Regions from separate parts of the Homo sapiens genome. Here region 2 is linked to region 1. A link is an interaction called in ENCODE POLR2A ChIA-PET data of the cell type or tissue named here. Cell type or tissue: MCF 10A. All regions are shown on one strand. Each heading gives the region's core, and the rest is flanking DNA. Links, peaks and the distances in the headings are about the cores only.

Evidence for each region. Peaks named below come from ENCODE experiments on the same cell type or tissue, not always from the same donor. Only the 100,000 strongest peaks of a DNase experiment are listed, where the experiment ranks them.
Region 2: POLR2A ChIA-PET joins it to region 1 with 10 read pairs; 2 of 35 experiments call an interaction of 5 or more read pairs at or near these places.

The regions. Positions count from the first base shown.
Region 1 is chr1:159,469,256-159,477,600 of GRCh38, forward strand. The region is part of intron 2 of LINC02819 (long intergenic non-protein coding RNA 2819); the gene reads left to right. Among named protein-coding and RNA genes, the nearest start is that of LINC02819, 7.3 kb to the left of the region's middle. In MCF 10A, for the core only: no CTCF peak of the experiment used is centred there; a DNase peak (open chromatin) is centred at 4,306.
Region 2 is chr1:159,749,037-159,757,381 of GRCh38, forward strand. No RefSeq gene overlaps it. Among named protein-coding and RNA genes, the nearest start is that of DUSP23, 28 kb to the right of the region's middle. In MCF 10A, for the core only: no CTCF peak of the experiment used is centred there; a DNase peak (open chromatin) is centred at 3,335.

The DNA.
Region 1 (8,345 bases), core at 208-8,207:
TGAAATTTTGGGTGGGGACACACCCAAACCATATCAAGACCACTTTAATTACAGTGGCTATTTTAATAACCTCATCGTCCCCAGTAATCTTGTGCTGCATATATACAAGGGTTGTGGGTTGGGGCATATTTGTCACGAAAAAAAAAAAAAAATTGTACATATGTTTCCCAGGATAAAACTTCCAGTATATTCTCAGAACCAATGTTAAATTAATTTTTGTTTTAATGTAAGGAGTTTTTTGTATATCACCCTTAGTTGATTCTGCCCAAAACTAAGATCTTCTCCAAAATGATTTTTTCTTCATTATTATTTATATAACTAGCTAGGACTTTAAAATGGCAGTTTGCCTTACTAAAAAAGTAAAGAAAAGAAAAACTAAAGGGAAAACTAAAGGTTCTGCTTTTTTGAGCACCCAACTATATAAGTCAATAAATGTTTAAAAACAAGATCTCTCTATATCTTCCACTACCAAGTATTGTGTTTTGCACAAACCAGTTCACCATTAAATATCTATGGAAGGAGACAAATATCCATGGAAAGGAGAAAAAGAAAGAAAGGGGAGAAGGAAGAAAAAAAATGTATGAGCTTTAGACAAAGAAGAAAAAGAAAGAACTAACATAACCGACATCTAACCATTTGTTGGACATTTGCCTTATAGGCTTATTTTATCCTAACAAAGAGAATAGGAATTTTATCTATACTTAGCTGATGAAGGAAATGAAGTTCAAAGTTCATGTATAGTTAAGGAGCCATGAAGAGAGAAATTCAAACTGCTACACTTCCAGCTCTCCCTGTCTTCACTATGGTATTTTCCTAGGATTACTGTAACAGCTTCCTGACTCTCCTTGCTTCCACTTTAGCTTCCCTAAAAATAGTAACTGCTCAGCAACCAGAGCCTCTTTAAAATATAAATCAGATTGTGTCACTGTTCCCTGCGTGAATCATTCTGGTGGCTTCCTTTTGCATTTAGAATAAAATGTAAATTTCTTCATAAGTCTAAAAAGCCCTACCTGACCTGGCCTGTACCTCTGTCTCCAACACCCTATCACTCTCACTCTCACTAGCCTCCAGCCATACTACTTTCTAAGAATACAAGAATACAAAGCCCACACCCAGCCTTGGCCTTTCAACTTCCCAGATTCCTCCTGCCTGAAATGCTTTCCTCTGCAGGCCAGATCTGACTCCCGCACCCCTGCCTGTTTTTCTAAATAAAGACTTACACGGGAGAGATAGCTCAATTCCAGCACTTTGGGAGGCTGAGGCAGGCAGATCACGAGGTCAGGAGTTCGAGACCAGCCTGACTAACATGGTGAAACCCCATCTCTACTAAAAATACAAAAATTAGCCTGGTGTGAGGGCGCACACCTGTAATCCGAGCTACTTGGGAGGCTGAGGCAGGAGAATCACTTGAACCTGGAATGCGGAGGTTGCAGTGAGCCAAGATTGTGCCACTGCACTCCAGCCTGGGCAACAGAGTGAGACTCTGTCTCAAAAAAAAAAAAAAAAAAAAAAAAAAAAAAGCAAGACTTATTAGTACACACCCACACCCATTCCTTTATGTATTACCTATAGCTGCCCTAAATTATGACCTATCGGCCTCTATCTGTTCACTTATATGATGTTTCCTTCTCAGTTGCTGCTTCCAAAGAGAGGCCTTCTCTGACTACCCAGTCTAAAATACCTCCTTGCCACAAATCTTATCATCCTATTGTCCTTATAAGATTTATTTTACTCATTTATTGATGTATTAATTATCTAACTCCTCTCTCTAGAATCTGTGTTCTATGAGAGTAGTAGCCTTACAAGTCTTATTTATAACATTTGCCAGTTACTAACATAGAGTCATCTCTTGATAAATATTTTTAGTAAATGAATATACGATGGAACACTTTGTTTTTATTACTCCAAAATTCAAGATTTTTTATTACATAATGACTCTCTCTAACAACAAAAGAATGTCTGGCCATAGGAAAGAACAATGTATAATTAAGCAATTTTTGTTCCGTTCTGAAGATCTTTTTGATATTCAGCAGAGATAGGCATCATACCATCCTCTAGAAAACCGTAAAGTCTACGAAACACAGAGTACACATTTGTAGAATACATATTTGTAGCGTGCTCTCCAACTTAATGGGCAGTGCCATATGAGATCAATTTATAACAACCAGGCAAAAGCATTTGGAAGGTTTCCGCATGGGGAGGAGTTCGTTCTGGGTTAGTCCTGGAAAACACTTCAAAGTAAGCAGTGTATCTTTTGAGCTCAATAACTTGACTTTTGTCTTCATAGCATTCCCTGTTTCCACTGATGCAATCACTACCCTCCGGCTGATTAATCATGATATACCCAAACAGTATCAAAGCTGCTATGGTCTGAATGTTGTGGTCCCAAAAATTCGTATGTCAGAAGCTAATACCCAATATGATACGAAGGGGCCTTCAAGAAGTGATTAAGTCATGAGTGCTGCACCCTCATAAATGTAATTTGTACCCTTATAAAGGAGGCTTAAGCAAGCTTCCTTGCCCCTTCTGCCAACTGAGGACACAGCAAGTGCCATCTATGTGAAACAGACCCTCATCAGAACCAAATCTGCTAGCACTTTGATCTTAGACTTCTCAGCCTCCAGAGCTATAAGCAATAAATTTCTGCTGTTTTATAAATTACCCAGTCTAAGGTATTTTGTTACAACAGCCCAAAAGGACTAAGAAATAAGCCCATAAGACAGCTACCCAAGCTTGTGACAGCCTTTTCCGATAAAGTTTACTCATCTTGAGGCTGATTCCTTAAATACCTTTATCTGCTACTAAAAGTTGATGGTAATACACTGATCATGCAAATAAAAAGCTGGTAACAAGTCAGCTGATATGTTGCTCCCTACTTGAAAGAGCTGTTCTTGGAAAGCCATTTGCCTTCATTTAGGGTCATTAAGAAAAAAGATATTTTAAACCTTTTTGCAAGCCAAGTTACTATCATTACCTCCTGGATGTCCCTAAATGTATAATATTCTATCAACCAAGTCTTGGGGTAAGAATGGCTCTAATTAGTTGGGACATCTGTAGTAATTGTAAAGTGAGTATATAGGATTAGATAATCTCTAAGTCCCTTCAATTCCAAAACCCTATGCTTTTATAATGAACTTTATGGACTTCAGAGCAGTGGGGAAGTATATGGAGTATGGACCCTGAATGAAACATCACATTGATGGGAAATAGAATGTCGTTTTTTTTGGGGGGAAATACCTTAATCTTGTTAAGCCGTAGTTTCCTAGGTACAATATAGACATAATAATGCCTGCCTCTTCTGTAGTTATGATAATTACAATGCGCTAATTGCATATAAAGCAACTTAGAGCTGTAGCTAGCTGATAAATGAAACCTAGTTTTATTATTATTGGGATTCTAGTGTTCTCAACTCTCAATATGGTAGTATGATACTGAATATTACATTGGTTATGTTCTGATAAAATCATCATCTTAGGAAATGAGACATACTAGAGATAAATTTCAAAGAACTGGAAGAATGTGGAAGAGTTGATAAAGTGAGCCAACAAGGATGAGCTCTTGTCTTGGAATTTGGAGGGTTAATTAACACAGCTACACAAATGAACTATGACCTATTTTTGACCTTAAATTAAGAAACTTGTTATCATAGGGAGATTATTAAGGACACATGGGGGTAGGAAGGGACATAAATGAGAAAACTATGTGTTGGCCTTGTCTTCAGACTGATGAACTGCTCTTGTAGTGTAAAACAAGATGGAACCTGCCTTGTTATTAGAACGGAATGTGCAAGCTGCAGGTAGACTATATCAACCCAAATGTGATGAGGAATGATTGTCTTACACTAAGGAGGTTTGAGACTTGGTAAAGCTCCTTATTATATTTACCAAATTTCTTAGCATTGAAATCTTTACTTTCTAAACTTATCCAATTTATTCTGTGTAATGAAATGAAGAAAATCATATTTCCCAAAATTCCTCTTAGGGAGACTTTGTATTTATTCAAAAGAAATTACTTTTTTTGGAGTATGAGACCCTAAGGAAATGCCGAAGGAACACAATACAGCAATTAAATTGTTCCGCTTACTAAAGGGATGAGGAATTTTAACAGGAGTGAATCTTAGAGGCGGAGGAAGAGGCCAGTGAGGCAGGAAGATAGTGGAGAGAGGGAGGAAATAGTAGGAGGGAGCCAGAAGACCTATTCATTGAGTAACAGAGAAGGGATTTAGGAAAACATTAGAAATGACTAATTGGAGGGGGTGTTAGATTTGCTTTAAGGGTGCAATGTAAAGTCCTTCATCTATTTTCTTTTACAGCTCTTCAAGAATGCCATTATCATTGCTTACCCAGGCTTTTGGAGATTATTTTGCAGACTTGAAGAGGTGCCAAGTTCTGTGTTCAGATTAGTACAGGGAGAAAACAGAATGTTCCAGAGTTTCATAACTTAGGGGACAGGGTGGGAGAGCCAATATCAGAGTCAGATGTAGTCATATTTCTTTGTGGTTTCTCATAATGTTTTTAATGAATTTTTTAAAAATACCTCATGTAAACTGTAATATGGATAATTAAAACCAGAGAAGCAGGAGAACTCTAAATGCGACAGAAAGACCCTCACAAGAGGGAGACGCAAACTTAGAAGGTAGAGTTCAGGGACTAGTTCTGGCATTAATGTCCAAAAGAAATATAATTAAATTACATATGTAATTTTAATGTTTCTAGTGGTCAAAGTTTTTAAATGCAGAAATAAAGAAATAAAATTAATTTGAATAATATATTTTATTAAGTCAATATTTCTTTAAAATATCATTTCACCACTTAATTAGTAAAAAATTATTAATGAGACATTTTACATTTACTTTACACTAAGTCTTTGAAATTCAGTGTGCATTTTATTCTTATAGAACCGTTCATACTGTTCTATACCGGACAGCACTGACTTAAATTGTCAATCCTATACCTAGTTACATCACAGATGGACAAATTGACAGTAAATCCATCTTTTGAATATTATTGACATGATTTGGGGTTGAAAATTAATACTCTTGATTATGAATAAATGGTTTAAGAAAGAAGACCCAACAGTTATTGAATATTACTACATTTAGCTGCTATAATAAGCAATTCCATATATTATCACATTTAATCCTTTCAAAAAGCATCTGATGAGGGATCGTTATTGAGATGAAAATGGTGGACTCATGTTCAACATCTACTTCACTCTTCTAGTTTGCCTTTCCAAATGGCAGAGAGTGAAAGGCTAAAAAGTATATTTCCTGGACTCCCTTGAAACTACAGTTCTCAAGGTGATTTTGGTTCAGCCCATCAGATATTTAGAGGCTGGTAGTAAGACAGAGACTACATATCTTCCTCTTTTTTTTTTTTTTTTTTTTTGCCATTTTTACTGACAAGCACAGGGACTGATTTTTCAGCAGCAGAATTGAACCAAGGTGCCATCTTCCAGCCTTTCCTTATGGGTATTGAGAAGCAGGGCCCTGGGCAATGTTGCTGGAGTAGATTAGAGCAAATGCAGTGCGACTCTAGAGGAAGCATCTCTCTAAATATGTGAACTTTTGAATTTTGTGGATTTCTAATGCTGGTTGTAGCGGTGTACAATGTGGAGCAATCTGCATCCTAATTGTAAAAGAAGCAGGTGTTCCTTTGACTCAGTTCTGCAGTATGGATGCAGAGGCTTCTCCTCAATGCTCATGCTAGATTCTGTTCCTTTCATCCAATGGTTCTGAAAGCCATTGCCACAGAACATCACACTGATCCACCATATCAATCACATCATGTTGATCAGACAGGGTGAGTGCAATGTGGCTAGCATACTAGAGGGTTTGGTAAGATACATGTACTACAGAGAGAGAGAAAAAAAAAACTCTGAACACTCAGAAATTTGTCATTTTGGTTTCAGAAATCCTGTGGTCAGAGGTATGCTACGACACTCCCTCCAAATAAAACAAGTTGGTGCATCTCACATCCCATACCACAAAAAAAGGAAGCACAATACTTGGTAGGCCCCTTTTCATTCTGGAGGCAGTAAGTCCACAAACTAGGTGTAATGCTCTAGCTTTTATATTACATGATAGCCTTGCAACTTTGAGTAGGACTTGGAACAGAAGGAGTTCTGCAGCAGATACAGGTTGTAGTGCAATTAGACCTGTCACTTGGGCTATATGATTTAGCAGACCTTATTTTGTTGTAGCTGTCAATGGTAGAAAAATAAGTAGTGTAGAACATATGGCAAGCTCTAGAGGAAGAATCACAACGTGAGTCTTTGAGGTTCTGTAGCAGGGTTATGCCTTGTAGAGCAGAGAATCACAAACTTTTGGAAAATCAGCCCCTGGCAAGCTACGAGGCCCTAGTAGAGATAGAATGTTTGGCAACAATGGACACCAGTGATCATGCATTTAGAATTTTTCTTCATGAAGTAGATCTTGCTTGACCTTCAAAACTGTAAAGTCAGATAGGCCCAGTAACAATTATTCAAAAGATCCACAGTATACATCAGAGACAGCACAAGCAGGACCAGAAGGCAAAAACATAAAAGCAAGTTGCATAAACATGTAAACTAAATCTCCATGTCACCAGCCAGGGTGGTATCTGCATCACCCTTCCCTAGTTCACTATGAAGTTTCTGCATAAAGAAAATGTACTAGCTTGGTTTGTGGATGCATCAACTCAATATGTGGGTACAAGTCAAAAATAGATGCATTATAGCCTCACTCAAGGATAGCCTTCAAAGATGGTGCAGAAGGAAAGTTTTCCTAACTGGTGGGGCTTTGGATGGTACACTTGATTATTTACTTTTTGCTAAATGAGAAGTGCCCCTACATTAGAATATGTGTAGACTCATAAGCATAACAAATAGCCTGACTTGTTTGTCAGGAACCTAAAAGGAAAAGGATTGGAAGACTGCAGACAAGAAAGTCTGAAATAGAGGCATGTGGATGTATATGTGAGAGTGGACATGAAGTGTGAACCTTGTATCACACATTTGTTACTACCAGGAAGCATCAACCATAGAAGAATCACCAAACAATCAAGTAGATGGAGTGACTCAGCCACTTGATATTAGCCAGCTTTTATCAGTGATCAACTTAGTCCTGATTTGACAGGAACATCTTCAACAGTGGCAGAGATAGAGGCTATGCATGTATTGCCATTCACTAAGCTTTTGATAACTACTAGCACCTCTGATTATCCAACTGCCAGTAACAGAGACCAATAATGTACTCCAAGTATAGCACTATTTATCAAGGAGACAAACCAGCTATTTATTGGCAAGTTGACTACATTGGGCTCCTTTCTTCCTGGAAGGGTTAGCAGTTTGTCCTCACAGGACAGAAACTTACTCTAGGTAATGGTTTCCTTTTCCTGCCTGGAGATCCTCTATCTGCACCTCTATTGGGGGTTTACAGACTACTAGATCCTCAAGCATGAAATCCTGCTCTATAAATCATCCAACCATTGGACCCACCTTGCAGCAAAGGAGGTGCAGGAGTGGGCCCATGACCATGGTATCCACTAACTGTACCACAAGCTGAATAATTTAGAAGCAGCCTGCCTGAGAGGATATTGGAATGACCTGCTAAAGACATAGCTGAAGTACCAGCTTGGAATAAACCATTTGCAAAGATAAGGTGCTTTCTTCCAAAACACAGTATGTACACTGGATCAGAGACATCTGTCTATACGATGCTGTGTCACTAGTGGGAATAATGCATAGGTCCAAGTCCAAGAAGTAAAAACAGAAGTATCCCCACTTACCATCATTTCTGTGTCCCTTTGGGAGAATTTGTGCCTTCTGTCTGTTTATTCTGAGCCTTGCAATGTTAAAGGTCCTGGTGCCCCCAAAAGGCCCACCCTACACAGGGACACATCAAGGGTGCCATTGAATTACAACCTATGACTGCCACCTGGGCGTTTTGGACTTTTTATATTCAAGGACTAGCAGGTAAGAAAAGGAAATTGTGACAGCAGGAAGAGGTAGGGATGTTTTTACACAGTAGGGACACCAAGAAATAATTGTGGAACTCAGTGATTCATTTAGATTAGATACTTCTTGGTAATTCCTTGACAATTGTGATTGTGAATGTTCAAGTGCAATAACCTCTACCTGTGAAGGATGGGATTACTAGACTCAGACATCTCAGGAACAAGGGTTGCGGTGAAACCACAAGTAAGCCACTGAGAACTTTAGAAGTAAGAGCTGAAAGTGAGGGGGAAGTTAGAATTAATAGATGAAGAAGAAAATAATAGTATCAGCTGTGGCCCCAAGACAGACTGCAAAGATGAAGGCTACAGTTTTTCCCACTAATCTCCATCATCTAGGTTTCTCTTCAGAAA
Region 2 (8,345 bases), core at 18-8,017, 280 kb after region 1:
GATAGCTGTGTGAATGCCAATCCAAGCAGAATCCATAAAGAGCAGAATAGGGGGTGACTGTGCCTCACCTATGTGACTTCCTCTGAGCCCCAAGTATGACGAATTGCCTTGAGGCTGCCAAAGAGTCACAGGCCCCCACCTGCCAGTCACAGCCAGTCATCAAGAGTCTTATAAAGGGGGTCATTGAGTTACATCCTATGGTTCCTCTGGTACCTCAACTAGTTAAGAAGGGCAGAGGCCTAGAAGTGCAGAGTCCAGGAACCTAAGAATGCCTTGTTTCACATAATATCATTTCATTTTTATACTAAATCTACTCTTAAAGGTTTTAAGTCATGCCTCTTAGTTGTGATGAAAGAAGAAAAGGTGATTTTTATGCCCAGGTATCAGCTGCCTATCTAAAGATTTCAAGCACACTCTTCTCAAGCTTGTTTTTTGCATCCTGAATAGTCCTTGCTGTGGTAACCATTTACCTGAAAACTTGTCCTTCGATAGGACCCTTCCCTCTGTTCCACCATGCTAACACCAGGGAATGGGCTAAAAGGATAAGGAGGCGCTGAACCCAGAGTCACCATGGCCATGTCCAAAGACTCTGACAGCAGCTGGGATGGAAGATGAGGTGGAGGTGGGAATAAGCTGGAACACTACTTTGCACCCTCAGGGGGCACCATTTACACCATATTCCTGTACTGGGCAGCCCTCGTGTGAGCCCATCTTTCTACTTCCTGCTTTCCAGTTGCTATCTCCCTACCTTGAGTTTTATTCTTTTGATTTTTTAGAGGCAAAATTGCAAGGTAAGGAAAATATATTAATGTGCAAATTTTTTTCAAATATAGTCTTTTGGGAAGTGTAGTGGGTGAGACTCAGATTTACACTAAGGAATGGCAACGTTTGCCATTGAAGACCCTATCCCAGCCTCCATGATGCACAAGTAATCATCATGACATGATTTGGTGCTGACTCAGGGAAGGAAGAACCATTGATCCTAACATCTCTCTGCATCACCTGAGTATTGATTCCTGTGTACAACTTGCATTGTACTGGGTTAGTCTCTCCCCATTAACATTTACAGAATGTGATTTATGTACCTCAGAGAGTCTGATCCATCTTACTTTATATGACTAAGTCAAAAGAAAAGTTCAGAGGCTATTCTTAGCATTTAAAAAAGTAAAAGACAGCTGTTCCACATATGCACCATCCCAGTCAAATGACAATATACAGAGTACACATAGACTGAGGGGATGATAAGCACACGCATAGTCAGGGTGAGCTCAGTAGAATGGTGAGGGGTTGCGCCAGTAAGAATTGCATTCACCTGGCCAGGCGCGGTGGCTCACGCCTGTAATCCCAGCACTTTGGGAGGCCAAGGCAGGTGGATCACCTGAGGTCAGGAGTTCAAGACCAGCCTGACCAACATGGAGAAAGCCTGTCTCTACTAAAAATACAAAATTAGTCGCGTGTGGTGGCGCATGCCTGTAATCCCAGCTACTCAGGAGGCTGAGGCAGGAGAATCGCTTGAACCCAGGAGGCGGAGGTTGCAGTGAGCCGAGATCATGCCATTGTACTCCAGCCTGGGCAACAAGGGTGAAACTCCATCTCAAAAAAAAAAAAAAAAAAACAAAAAACAAAAGAAAACAGAATTGCATTCACCTGTAGTGTCAGAGATCCAAATACAGTGGCTTAAGCAGAACTAGGGGGGCTCATCTTCTTCCATAAAAGAAGTCAAGATAGAAGGCCCAGGAAGTGGTTTTGTTGCCCCATAAAGTTATCAAGATCTCAGATCCCCTCCAACTTATGGACCAACCATTCTTATTAAGTGGCTTCCATTCTCAAAGTCACAAGATGAATGATGAAATCTCACCAACCTAACTGTTTTCAAAACTAAAGGGGCCAGTAGGGGAGGGAAAATGGAAAGACTAAGGTCAAAAGATTAGACCCCAGAATTTTGTCTCACTTCAAGGAACACCCTCAGAAATCCCACCCAAACCCGTCTGTTTAAATCTCATTAGCTAGAACTTAATCATATAACAAAATGTTATAAGAATGCAAGGGAGGCTAGGAAATGTTGTCTCTTAGCTGTGCATAAAGTACAACCAGGGTTTATTTCTAGGAAGAATAGAAAAACAGATATTGAGTGGCCAAAGAGTGGGTGATGTCATAGCATTGTATAATCTGTGTGAAGTCAATGCAGTGGGCCATGTGATCTCAGCTGAGCTCAGTGCAAAGTGGATATGAAATCACTAAGATGGTGAAGGGTGTGAGCTTAGCAGAAGAGAAATGTACAGAGCCAACTGTGAGAGTGACAATGTGGTGTGTGATGTATAACCTATGGGGGCTCAATGGGAAGGTGAGGCTGTGCACAGTCAGTCTGGGTTCCTGGGATCATTCAAGTGTAAAGCAGAGTCATGCAGGGTCAATGAGATCGTGAAAAGTGTGCACAACCAGTATGGTCTGAATGAGTCGGTGAGGGGTGTGCACAGCTGGTGTGAATTCAGAGGGCAAATTAGGTCTGCTTGGCCTGTAGAAATGCACGTTCATTAAAGCCTTTATTTCTCTTGCAGCTCTTTGAGAGCATCCTTTCATAATAACTACTCAGTAAGATCAGGGAAACTTGGAAATATCCTGTGGTCATATAGAGAGGCCATGCCCACCCCTCCATCTAGATAAGTGGTTTGTAATTAGGGCCTGCCTTCATGGGGCAGATGATACAGGTACAGATACAAGTATAGGTGGTTCCTCTTGTCAGTTCCAACCAGGCGCCACTTTGCTGCTGTCCTTCTATGGCCAAGTTTCCTCCGGTTAGCAGGCTTCATACATCACAACAGGCAGGTTTATACACCTTAACCCAAAGCCAGTACTGCTAACAAATTACCTTGACATGTTGATTGCTTGCCTTAACTCACCCTGGAGGCCTCCAGAGGCCTTCTTCACATCACCACAAACACTTCCAATTAGTGCATTGGTTTATCAGGAACTCTTTTCTTGGTGCTCTATTCTGCTCTCCATGACCTTGGTTGCCTGAGTGATACATCCTTTAATTTGTTCCTACATCTTGCTTGGATTTTCCCCTGCTCATCTCTGTCTCTGCTTATACAGGATGTGTTTTATTGCCACACAGACTTAGCTGGTAGCCTCTGTGGCATCATCCAACACTGATGTCCCTCAGTCAACTCTAGAACACCCATAGGTGGCCTCTGTAAGAGACGTTTCCAGGAACAGAATGCCAAACATACTGTTTATCAGAGTTCTTGAGTTGCACAATGGGAGGAAATTGTTGCTTAGGATTTCAAAGGACACCAGAGAATTTCAACACACACCTGGAATGGTGCCCTGTTGCTTGTCCAGTCAATGCCAAGTTAATGATGGGAAGGAATAGCTGGTGTGTCACGTGATTGCCAAGCACTGTCGCAAATCCTTCCTGAGGTCAACACTCCCAACCCCGCCAAACTCTACAGCTCACAAATCAGCTGCAAGTGGAGCATAAAAAATGCAACATTGTGGAATTAACTACTTATGGGCCACACCTGAAATTGCCTGATTTTGGTTAAAGAAGTGGTTACAACACGCCCTTAAAATCATCATGAGCTTCTAAGAGATGACAATGACTCATAGATTTATCTGTCATGATCAGTTAAAATTCTAGACATAAACTCAACCTGAATTCTTAAGATCAATGGTTCGAAAGAACTGACATTTGAGAATCCATCCCATTTTACTTTGTAGATGCATTGATACATTTGTGGAAAATGACAAGAAATTAATCTTGAGCTCCTTTGCCCAAGAGGTTACCCATAGTTGTATACTCTCAACATACCTGCAAGACAACATGCCAGAGCTATGCCAGGATCTGATATTATTGAGTCTGGTTTTCCCAAATGAAGATCTTGATTTGGATTAGTTATCTTGAATGTGGAAATTCTCCTTCCTTTAATAATATCCTATTGAAGTAAGTTAGGATTTCACACAGGTAAAGTTACTACAGCTTTAGTAACTTTACCTACCACAATTTTAGTAACTTTACCTGTGTGAAAAACTGACTTTTGTTCACTTTTGGAATAAAGAAGGAGCAGCAGAAATTATTACCCATGAATCCTATATAAAAGATCCTGTGTCACAGAAATGTGTCTGGTCTTCTTCGGAAAGGTAGACCGACCCCAATTTCAGGACACCGCAGGAATTCAATATAAATTTGAAACTCTATGTTACAATTTACAGAGGTGTAGCTAACTCAACAACTGGAAAGAATAACAATTACTGCCTCTTGTTTACAAAATTTTTTTCTGTTCAAGACTTCTTCGAACTCTTATTACATAAAGTCAACTCCATGATCAGAAAGGCCATGAGAATTGTGCCAAATGCTAGATGAAGATGTGACTTTCTCAACCCCTTCACCAGTCCTCTTGTTTACCTGGTTGCCCAATGAGATCGAGTCTCTCTATTGGATCAAGACTGGTGTTGACAAAGAGTCCCAGAGCCAAGGTGGGAAGCCAGGTAGAAAAATACAACAAGTCTAAGAATTACAGGCAGGACTGGGAACGGGAAAAGTCAAAAAGGCTCCGAGCCAAATGAGAAGTCAGAAATCACATGCATATCAGGAGTCCAGGTTAAGTGTGTAGGTTAAAAATCAAGCCAGCAGTTAGAAACCAGGAAACCCACAGGCACCAGGGAGCAATGCAAGTCCAAGGGTCAGAAAACAAATAAAAGGCCAAGACAGCCAATTAAAAAGCACCATCATGATGAACTTCACGAAAGTCCCTGCTGTTTCAGGGAAGAAGGCTCTTCCTTCATTTCTGTGGGAGATGTGACCATGCGAGGTTGTGCAGGTAGAAGCCGGGGATCCATGTTAAAAGAGTGGAGTCAAATGAGAGAGGCGCTGTGTCTGGAATCATGCTGAAAGACGCATCATGATACCTCTACACAGTGCAGTAATTAGCCACCTATGTCACATCAGGATTTCAGGGCTCACTGGCCAAGAACAGCCACATCCCTGTCAGTACCATTTTTCCACCTCCTGGCACCCTTTCCCTTCTGGTTCCCAAACCCAAAAAAATTCATACTGCCCAACGGTGATCCAAATCCTTCCTGGGAGGCACAGTGCTCAGACTTTCCCATTTCCTAAAGCCTTCCAAGTGAAACAAAGAAAAAAATAATGCTTTTTTTTTTCAATTTGGACAGCATATCACAGATGCTAAGAGGAAGCAAGTGTATCAAACTCTGAATTTAAATGATAAATATCCTTAGCTATTGTAAAGGTATTTGAATTTGAAGGAAAGAACTAATTAATACAAAAGTGCCTCTAGAACTCTGCGCCGGCGTGTTGGAGGAATAAGGGTTAAAAACAAAACATCTCTCTTTAAAAAAAAAAATTACTTAAGCATACAACTTGAATTATAGTTGTAAAAAAAATGTTGGTTTTCCTTCATGTTGAAACGTACTTATTAATCAAGACTTCTAAAGACTCTGTTTAAAGGTGATAACTGATTCATCTCCCTTATCTCCCTTTTTAATCAGGTGTAGTTCTAGGAATAAATGCAGACAATTTGAATTTTAATGACTTCCAACAAGTGATATTTGACCACATAAAAAATTCAAATATTTCTGTTTTCTAGGACAAAAGATAAATTATTGCAGAGGCCACGCTGCACAACAAAAACAGCACGGGCTCAAAATTGTCTTGGCAAGTCCCTCCTCATCACCGGTCCCAGTATCCTCACAGAGATAAAAATACAGACTTTGCAGGGCCAGGCGCGGTGGCTCATGCCTGTAATCCCAGCACTTTGGGAAGCCAAGGCGGGCAGATCACTTGACGTCAGGAATTCGAAACCAGCCTGGCCAACATGGTGAAACCCCATCTCTACTAAAAGTACAAAAAAAAAAAATTAGCTGGGCATGGTGGGGGGCGCCTGTAATCTCAGCTACTTGGGAGGCTGAGGCAGGAGAATAGCTTGAACCCAGGAGATGGAGGTTACAGTGAGCCAAGATCATGCCACTGCACTCCAGTGAGACTCTGTCTGTCTCTCTCTCTCTCTCTATATATATATATACACACATTGTACATATACATATACTATATATATTATACATTGTATATATTGTATATATGTATACAATGTATATATGTATATATACATATATATGTATATGTATGTATATATTGTGTATATATACAATGTATATATATGTGTATATGTATACAATGTGTATATATGTATACAGTATATGTATATATACATTGTATATATTGTATATATGTATACAATGTATATATTATACAATGTATATATATACACATTGAGAGAGAGAGACTTTGCAGAGTTCTTGCGAAGATGAAAAATTATGCATGATAAGTATCTAGCACACTGTAGCACATCATAGGTGTTCAATGAATAGTAGCAACTGTTACTTTTATTCCACTTACCTAACAAATGCCCAATCACTTTATGTTGTAAACACACTTCTATCTAATCAAAAGAGAGAGTAAAGCAGGAAGAGCATCTAGGTGCAGTGGCAGAAATTCCAGTGTAAGAGTAGAAAACTGGGTAATGATCCCATTTTCATCGCCAGTTAGTTGTGTGTCTTTGCAAGTCACCTAACTTCACTCAACCTCAGCTTCCTCATTTGAAAAAAAAATGAAAGATTTGAACATATAACTTTAGTCACTCCCAGATGTGAGGGTCTCTGCCACTGATTACCTTCCCTAGCAGAGAGAAGACTGGTAAAAGATTGTCCCTGTGTGGGGACAGCCTATCCCTAGATGATCAGATGTTTGCCCAACGCAGCTCTGAACTCACCCTTACACCTACAGTTCCCAATCCTGCCTCTCATCTTTGGACCTTGCTCAAGAGCACAAATGAATTTCTACTCCTAAGACCAGACATAAACACTAATCACTAATACATGCTCATCCAAAGATCTAGGATAATTTGCTTTAGTTACCTGTGCCTCAGTTTTCTCCTCCGTAAAAGTAGGAGAGCAATATTCACCTCAATGAATTTTTATGAAGATTAGATAAGACATGTTTGTGAAAGTAAGTTATCGCCTGTACAGCATTGTACAACACTAACATAGCAACTATGATTATTGTTGATTTACACTGTTGGAAACACTCTATGGAAAACAGAAGAGAAGTTGCATTGAGTCGGGACACCATGGTTCATCCGTCTGAGCTCCTGCCTTCTGTGGGTTTTCTAAGCATAGAAGAATCAGGCAGAATGGCATTGAATTCTGCTGTAATCAGATATTGATTTTCTTCCTAACTGAGAAAGGAGGATTATTTAAACTTTCATTTATAGGAAACTGGCAGGAACCTGTTTAAATGGCCCAAGTAAGTTTTCACCTCTTTAGCAATATCCTACCCATGTGATCAGAGGTTTCCCTATTTCAAGAGGTAATTGCAGAATTTCAGGAAAGCCACCTATTACTAATTGTAACAAATCCATCAATCTCTACAAAGAACAACAGACCTGTCCCTCCAGAGCCCCACTCTTAGGCTTTGCTGGGCTTACTGCTCCATGGATCACCAGGCTCCTGTGGTCACAAGGAGGCTGTAAGAAATGCAAGGCCATCTAAGAGGAAGTTGAGCATGCTGCTGTGTTCCTCAGGGATGTCCTGAAATGCCCCCTGTTTGCAGTGTTGTGAAATGTTGTAGATTCTCTTCCAGAATTTTCTCCTCCATACCAAAGTCTAAAAACTATTTGTTGATAAAGGTTTTAGGCAATTACTTCAGAACATAGCTCCATGTGTTGGGTTTTCTGAGCAGTCAGCTATGTAGAAGCTTCAGTTAGCATTCTTTCTCTCTCTCTCTCTCTCTATCTCTCTCTCTCTCTCTCTCTCTCATCCTTCCCATCCACATTTGCAGGTAGCATGCCCTTGGCAGCGTTGATCCCATAAACAGAATAGTAAGCAACTACTTGCCTGGTGTAATTTGAGATGTGGCACAATCCCCCTGCTCAAAATATCATCCCCACCAAATGCCACAGGGCCTAAAATTCCCAGTATTCAACTCACGGCAGCTAATCTTCTCTTGCTTCACCCCATCATCTCTCCTAATACCTGCACGTGTGAAGCATGTCCATCCTTCCGGGCCTAACTCAACATCACTTTTTCCTGAAGCTTTTGTGATTGCCCAGTTGGAAGTGATCTCTCATTCCTCTGAACATTCAAAAAGCTTCACTTGTGCCGCTTTTATGTTACATATTACTTTATATTTAAACACATGTACTATGTCCCACCAGGCATAATCTGGAGATTCAATTCCTCTGCTGACTCTTATTTATCTTTGTACCACCATCCCATCCTCAAGTAACCAGACCCAGAGCTGACAGTTAATAAAGAATCAGTATCTGACC